Regions from separate parts of the Mus musculus genome. Here all the other regions are linked to region 1. The links are chromatin loops, found by intact Hi-C in ENCODE. Cell type or tissue: heart. All regions are shown on one strand. Region 1 holds the start of Scai (suppressor of cancer cell invasion). Region 2 holds the start of Nr6a1 (nuclear receptor subfamily 6, group A, member 1). Region 3 overlaps Arpc5l (actin related protein 2/3 complex, subunit 5-like).

Region 1 (2,500 bases):
TCAGCAATGCAAAAATAAATCCCGCTATAACTTGGCAGCATCCCATTGTTTCATAAAAGAAAGGCCATTCCACATCGAAGATGGGTGCAAGATAAATCATGTAGGAATAAAGGAGAACCCCTTGCACCAAATACATTTGTGAAAAAGTAGTTATCTCAATATTTGGGATACTATCCACTTGTGGAGATTTGTGAGATACGTCTCATGCATTTTATTTGCTATTGTGTGCTGTGTGTGTGCAGGTGTGTGTGTCATGTGCATGTGGAGGTCAGAGAGTCATCGAAAGCGTTCCTCTGGGTTTGAGGACAAGCCACAACATCAGGCTTGAACAGCAAGCACCTTTTACTCTGCTGAGCCATATATCTGCCACTACATTGTTGGTGTGTGTTTTAACAAAATGTGTTCTAATAAAATGAAAATGGCCCAAGAGAAAGTTTTATGCCTTCTCCCAAATGGAAGGAATGAACTTAGAATCTGCCAGACAGATTTGCATAGATCTTAAGAATTAAATTCTTCGGGTGCATTACATATACATCTGCTATATTTTCAAAGATAGCTTTTTGTTAGAGCAGAATAGAAAAGATTACTAGTATTAATTGTATTTACATGCTTATGCATGTAATGTTTTGCATGCTTAGGTCTGTCAAAAAATGCAGTGAAATTTTATACCAAAAATGATTAGCTGGTTAGATTTTTTAATCATCTGGAATGGCACAGAATGGCTAGCTTATACAAGAAGCAGTTCTTTTTAGGCTTTTCAAAATGGAATACATTCCTTGTGGTTATTGTAATTGGTTCTTTTTGCAATGCTGTTTGTTGTTGTTGTTTTTTTTTTCGAGGTAATTAAAGAAATTCTGCTTTCTTACAAGCTTGCATCCAAGCTTAGGATCTTTCCTGCAGCCAAACTGCTTGATCCCTACAATTTGAGACCGAGTCCCTTTTGAAGGGTGACATTAAGCCGCATTCGAGGTGATTCAGAAGACTATGAGAGAGAGAGCTGCTTTGCCCTCGAACTTCTGAATATATCTGGAGAAAGTGCTGCGCTTGATTTTGGTTCTGGAGCAGTGCGGAGGCGGAGGAAATAGCAGGTGTCTGGGAGGTGTCAGGGATGCAGGATGCCAGCCAAAGAGAACCTGCAGGCAGGTGTCTGGCGCCGGAGATGTAAGTCCCCGTTCTGGCACACGGAGGCGCTCAGGGCTCCTCTCGCTCTGCTAGCAGTCTTTAAGGCACCTCTGCCGCCACCTGCAGTCTCAACCAAACCTCGGGGTGGGCCACGCGGGACATGACGGCCTAAGCACCCAATCAGCGGTCGGATTTCTAGATACCCTGCCGTTGTGGCCAATAGAAACCGAGGAGAGGCGAGGAGGGGACGGGCCCGAGCCCCGCGGCAAGCCTGGCCGGGGCGCAAGGCCCTCCTCCTGTCTCTCCGCCTACTCCAGCCTCCGCCGCTTCAGCTTCCCGAGCGAGCCCTGCGGCCGCCGGAGCATCTCCCGCGGCGGAGCAGGAGCCGGATGGTCAGAGGAGCCCGGCAGTCCCAGCAGCCGCGGAGTCGCCTGGCCCCCAGGTGGGGTGGGCTACGTGGCGAGGCGGAGGCTAGGGGCGAGGGGCCCAGAGAGCGGGCCTGGGGGTGGCGGCGGTGGTGTCTAGGCGCCGAGCCCTGAAGGGGCGGGGGTACAGGCACTCAGCATCTCGGGGGCGCCAAGGGAGAGCAGCTCTCGGGGCAGCGAGCGAGGGCGCGCTGGGCGAGAGCGGAGGGCGCGCGCCCCACCGGGGAGCCAAGGAATGCGGGGAACCGGGTCTGAGGGGCGGGGCCGTGTCTGAGGGGAGCTAGGGGGGCCTGCGGCTCTGGGCAGACAATGAGGCCGACCTGGCGGGTGGTTGGGGGAGCCGAACGTTTGGGGCAGGGAACCGAGAGCATTCGGGGACTAGTGAGTCCCAGGCGCTTGGTCGTGGGAGGGAAGGAAGCCCTGCCTGTGGGGTGTCTGTAAGGTCACGGGTAGGCAGAGCCAACCTGTGGTCAGCCTGTGGCCCCCCGAGGGTGGTACATGAAGTGCCCCACAGGCAAGGCAAGGCAAACGGTGTGTTGTCTTAGTTACGGGTCTCATTTGTTTGGTCTGTAGACTGTCTGGCACAGTGGAGAAACCACCCCGAAAACGGAAAAGCAGGTAAGGCAAATGCCTTCCTCTCTAGCTTCGTGTTTTTCCTGTTTGCTTGGCTGCCCCTGTGCTGCATAATTACGTGGTGAGTAGATAAAGTTTCTTATTTAGGTCCTTTTTTTAGTAAATTCGACAGCATGGAAAGGTATTCCCTTTGAGAACTTCAAATTACCACCACCTCCAACCCCTTGCAGGTATATGATACGGGAAATGGGGAAACATTAAGAAAGCCCCACTTTCGACTTTAGTCTTAATTTCAACTTTGGCATCTCTAACGGAGATTGTCATTGAACAGCTACTGTGTGCCAAGTGTCGTATACAAATTCTGTGTTATTTTCTGTGAC
Region 2 (2,500 bases), 260 kb after region 1:
GGGAACTCTGGCTCTGGGAAGGCTATGCGATCCTGGCACATTTCAGAATCCAGAGCTGAAGAAGGCTTTCTTCCCCACGACACAAAGGACTCATCTTATATTCCAGGGGCCTGCTGCAGAACACTGCTCCCTGGCCTTGGGAAAGCTCAGAACCCTTGTCAAAGACATAACCACTTCAAGATCATTTCTTGGGGCTGGAAAGATGGCTCAGTGGTTAAGAGCACTGACTGCTCTTCCTGAGGTCCTGAGTTCAATTCCCAGCAACTGCATAGTGGCTCACAACTATCTGTAATGGGATCTGATGCCCTCTTCTGGTGTGTCTGAAGACAGCTACAGTGTATAAGTATACTCATATACATAAAATAAATAAATGAATCTTTTTTAAAAAAAGATCATTTCTTACAGTCTACTTAGATAGGGCCATCTGGGAATACAGAGGGACCCAGTTGTCCCTTGATGGGAGGTATAAGGAAGGTGCTACTGAAGAAAAGGATCTAGAAAGATGAGTTAAAGACTTTATAGAGGCATTTCGGCTTTCTGATCCACTGAGTATATAACGGACATCAACTTTTGTGCCACTTCATTTGTATGTGAGAGCACCAATATCAGAGCTACCTCAATGAACAGGTGTGGGAGCTTTAAACCACACAGCATTAGTGTCAATCTCTCATAACAGCTGCTGGCACAGACTAAGGATGGACCAGGCCAATTAATATTGATAATGGAAAGTGCAGGAAGGCTTGGCAGAGCCTTCTCAATAGCAGGTAAGGGAAGAGGCATGGGAGCAACGTGGGCAGGAATCGGAACAGGTTAGATTTCATAAGCCAAGTAAAGACTTCTAAACAATTAAGTAAAGAATGACTCACAAGAGCCAGAGGATTCCAGGGGCACATGGGGCAGAATGAAGTGACAGAATGAAACCGCTTCGATACGGCCCATTAGAGGAAAGCCCAGCAAAGCACCAGAGTTCTTTGATTTATAGTAAGCTAGATAGCATTTAAGTTCTAGACTGAAACTTAATAAGTCTTTTCCTAAGGGAGGTGTGTGTGTTGTATAGTGTGTGTGTGTGTGTGTGTGTGTGTGTGTGCGCGGGTTGTGTAGTGTGTGTGTGTGTGTGTGTGTGTGTGAGAGAGAGAGAGAGAGAGAGAGAGAGAGAGAGAGAGAGAGAGAGAGAGAGAGAGAGAGAGAGAACGCGCGCGGGGCATTTCTGAAAATCACCACCACCCCTAATCCTGAGAGCCCCATGGCCGCGCGCCACCTGGTGGCAGCGGGAGGTGGGCCCTGGAGGAGGAAGGGGAGAAAATCCAGGATTTTATTTGGTGGGAACTTCTGTAAACTGAGGCGATAGCGTGTATGTGAGAGTTGGTCTCTTATCACTGGATCCGATTCTTATTACACCTCTCATTTTTGAGACAGGTATACTGAACAGGAGTGGGAAGGGGAACACTCCGGGAAAGGGACATTCTTAAAACAGAACTCTTTAAGACACAAGGAGTCAGGGGTCTCAAGTTTTCTTTGGTGGCATCAGTGGAAGTGATCTTAGTTTGTCCATCTGTTCTATGGGCAGGGTGCGGGGAATGAAAGAGGAGGAAGAGAAACTTTAATCTTTCCCGCCCACCCGGAGGTAAAGGGGCTTTAAACACTTCTCCGGAAAGCAGAGTTGTATAGATTCTATTTGCATACGAACGCAGTCACCTCGGGTTAAACTCGGGTCCTTTAATCTCTGGTCCAATTTGTCGCTCAGCCCGGGAGGAAAGCCCTCATGAGTACCTACACACCCCGCCCCCTGGGGCCTTCCCCCACAGGGCTGGGCTTGGTTGCACGTGCTCACCCGGTTCCCGGTGGATACGCCTCCTTGGAAAGGCTCATTATTAGTGTGGGGAAATAGTTGGAATCATAGAGCACTATGATCACGAATAAGTTACAATAGAGAGAAAACTCTGACATAGCCGTTTATTATATTAATATATTAGAAATTTTATTAGAGTTTGTAATAGTGATAGGTTTGGGTTCTCCCTACTTAGGTCTTCCTGTTTTTTTTCCATCACCCCTTTATTTGGTAGAGTCCCGTGTGGGCAGCCTCGTTGGGAGGACTACATTTCCCAGAATTCCTCACGGGCATGTGCGTGGCAGCGGCGCGTGACGTCAGAGGAGGGAGCTGGCCAGTGCTGAGGGGGCGCGGCGCGGAGGGGCGCGGAGCCGGGCGGCTCAGGGGCCCAGAGAGTGCGGCGGCCGAGAGCCTGCCGGCCCCTGACAGCCCCCTCCCCCCGTGGAAGACCAGGACGACGACTACGAAGGCGCAAGTCATGGCGGAGCAGCGAAGCCCGAGAGGGCCCTGAGCACCGCCGCATGGAGCGGGACGAACGGCCACCTAGCGGAGGGGGAGGCGGCGGGGGCTCGGCGGGGTTCCTGGAGCCGCCCGCCGCGCTCCCTCCGCCGCCGCGCAACGGTGGGTAAGGGGCCTTCTGAGCCCGGGCGGTGCCAACGCCCGCGACCCCCT
Region 3 (2,500 bases), 180 kb after region 1:
GCACAAAAGAAATTTCTTTGACTCAGAGGGCAGAGAATAAGAGACAAACATGGGAGAGAGAAGATGAGGGAGAAGAGGAAAGAAGCAAGGGAAAGGGGGCAAAGGTATTTGTTCCAGAGAACAAGGACAAAGGACTGCCTCTGGATAGAGACAACAGATGGGGTACATAGGAAAATGGTGCTTTATAAAGGTAAAATAGGCCAGGCAGTGATGGTGCACGCTCTTAATCCCAGCACTCTGGAGGCAGAGGCAAGTGGACTGTTGAGTTTGAGGCCAGTCTGGTCTATATTGAGTTCCAAGGCAGCCAAGATTATACAAAGAAACCCGCCAAAAATAAAAGTAAAGGTACAAATGAAAACCCATGTTAGAATGTGGTGTTTCATTTTAACTGAGCATGTTAATTACATGAGCCAAAGGGGGCTTTTGATTACTGAATTTCAATACTTTGATGGCTGGGCCTGGGTAGGAGTAGGAATAAGCCAAATAAATCCAAATAGACTTTAGGGGCTGGCTTCAGGAATGCAGTCTGGTTAACACGGTCCACCAAAACCATGCCTGCCGTGTTCGAGCTGGCCAGAGTCCCTTCAGAGCCTACTTGCACATGCTCAGTGCTAGGCACTGTCTGCTTTACAGGATCTTCATGGGAAATCATGCACAAATGGACTGCAAGGAGTTCTCACCCTCTCTCATTCTAAAAGGGAATAGAAACACACACATCTTAATAGTTTTGTTTTTCAAAGCAGGGCTTCCCTGTATACCCCAGTCTGTCCTGGAACTGTAGGTCTGTAGACCTTGAACTCAGACATCCACCTGCATCTGCCTCCTGAGTGCTGAGATTAAAAACAGTCAATGCTACCACCACCAGGCTAGACATAACGCATCTTCACTCTGTGCCTCTTATCAAACAGCTAAAGCAATCAAGTATGTCAAATATACCTCTCAGGCTAGGCCTAGTAGTTCATTCCTTTAAATCTCAGCACTTAGGCAGATTCAAGGCCAGCCAGAGCTACATAGTTAAAACATGTCTCAAGGGGGATGTCTGAGATAGGGGGTTGTCTGTCTTCCAAATCAGCAAGGTCTCACTTTGGCCCACAAAATGAGCCATTTGCTCCCTTTCCCCACAAGCCTTAGATAGAATCCTAATTTCACATTCACTGCTGAGTTCTGAATACCCAGCACACTGAAGAAAATTACAATCTAGGTTATGTCCCCAAAGGTTACACCTATTTTAAACTGAATTACATCAGCCAACTTTCATTTCCTCATGTGAAACACTGGCTTAAGCCAAAAAGCTTCAAAAATAGAACAAGGAATGACTCTGCCCAATCAGGTCTTTACTTTTGACCATGCAGCAATGCCCATGTGTGAACAGCTAGCCTCTGGTGCAAACCTGAAGTCCCAACTTCCCTAGTGAGTACCATCTTGAAAAGCTATTCTGTACCACCAGGCAAGTCACTTCCTTACCATGTTGGAATGGACCTACCTTACAGAGTGGACAGGTGCCCCACCCTTTATCTTTAGTTTTCTTTTTCTTTTTCCTCAGACAAACAAGAACTAGTCCTGATACAGCCACTGATAACCCTCCACCCCATAACTTTTCTAATTCAGTATCCCCAGGCAATAAGCAGGGTCCCATAAAAGCTTAACAGTACACATGAACTAACAATCATTTCATTCACAAAAGAGATGAGAGGGAAAGGCAGAAATGATGTAACTAGTCCACAAGGATGAGAACGTTAGGCTTAGCACTGCAGCCTGTCAAGCAGCCACTGACAACCAAAGGCTCACAAATGCTGGGTACAAGAGGAAGCAGAGAGGCACCTCTGCAATCATGTTTACTAACTAGCCTCCATACCCAGATAGTGTCCAATAGCTTCAGACAACAGGCTGAAGAACCCACCAGACCATTCTCAGCCATGGCCATTTTAAACCAGATGATTCTTTGATGTATGCTGCAGGATATTTAGCAACCTCCCTGGCCTTTACCCTAAAGTTTCCAGTAACATCCTAAAACTATCAAAATGTCACCAAACACTGCCAAATTTCCTTGAGGAGGGGTGAAAAAAACTACCAAATCACTCAAAACCACTGCTCTACCTACAGTCCTACTTGAAGGACCAGAAGCTGTTTCACTGAGAAAGAAAATGAACTACAATGGTACTTTAAAACCGCTGGAGTGGAGGGAAAAAAAAATCCTCCCTGGGGGTTTTGGATCCAGGACCAGATACAGTCACATCTCACCTTATTCTACAAACCCTCTAGGACAAGAGCCTGACTTCTGCCATAGAGATAATGAAACTGAGACAGAAGGGAAATTACTTGCCCAAGGTCACAAAGCTACAATTCAGAGCTGCCTTTCAAATCCAAGCCCTCTCTACAATCCCCTGCCCCTCCTACAACCCGGGCCCAAGTTTTGGAGTACACCTGCTGTGTGTTTAGTGGTACACCTGTTGAGGTGGTAAGACCAACATAGTTGTCTCTATCATTTAAGAATGCTGAG

The links. A loop is a pair of places that touch in the nucleus more often than their neighbours do. Peaks named below come from ENCODE experiments on the same cell type or tissue, not always from the same donor. Only the 100,000 strongest peaks of a DNase experiment are listed, where the experiment ranks them.
Region 2: a loop joins it to region 1, with 2.4 times the contacts of the local background. A loop is called at or near these places in 7 of 42 quality-filtered maps.
Region 3: a loop joins it to region 1, with 3 times the contacts of the local background. A loop is called at or near these places in 3 of 42 quality-filtered maps.

What each region holds. Positions count from the first base shown.
Region 1 is chr2:39,189,654-39,192,153 of GRCm38, reverse strand. It overlaps Scai (suppressor of cancer cell invasion), which reads left to right and starts at 1,424. Exons shown (of 18, transcript NM_178778.3): 1 at 1,424-1,564; 2 at 2,121-2,165. The coding sequence starts at 1,512. In heart, a CTCF peak has its summit at 1,211 (motif pointing left); a DNase peak (open chromatin) is centred at 1,293; H3K4me3 peaks cover 1,525 bases; H3K27ac peaks cover 1,099 bases.
Region 2 is chr2:38,926,067-38,928,566 of GRCm38, reverse strand. It overlaps Nr6a1 (nuclear receptor subfamily 6, group A, member 1), which reads left to right and starts at 2,106. Exons shown (of 11, transcript NM_010264.4): 1 at 2,106-2,449. The coding sequence starts at 2,350. In heart, CTCF peaks have their summits at 1,300 (motif pointing left) and 2,347; DNase peaks (open chromatin) are centred at 1,256, 1,786 and 2,146; H3K4me3 peaks cover 1,652 bases; H3K27ac peaks cover 1,265 bases.
Region 3 is chr2:39,010,277-39,012,776 of GRCm38, reverse strand. All of the region lies in intron 1 of Arpc5l (actin related protein 2/3 complex, subunit 5-like), which reads right to left. Among named protein-coding and RNA genes, the nearest start is that of Arpc5l, 3.4 kb to the right of the region's middle. In heart, no CTCF peak of the experiment used is centred here; a DNase peak (open chromatin) is centred at 1,366.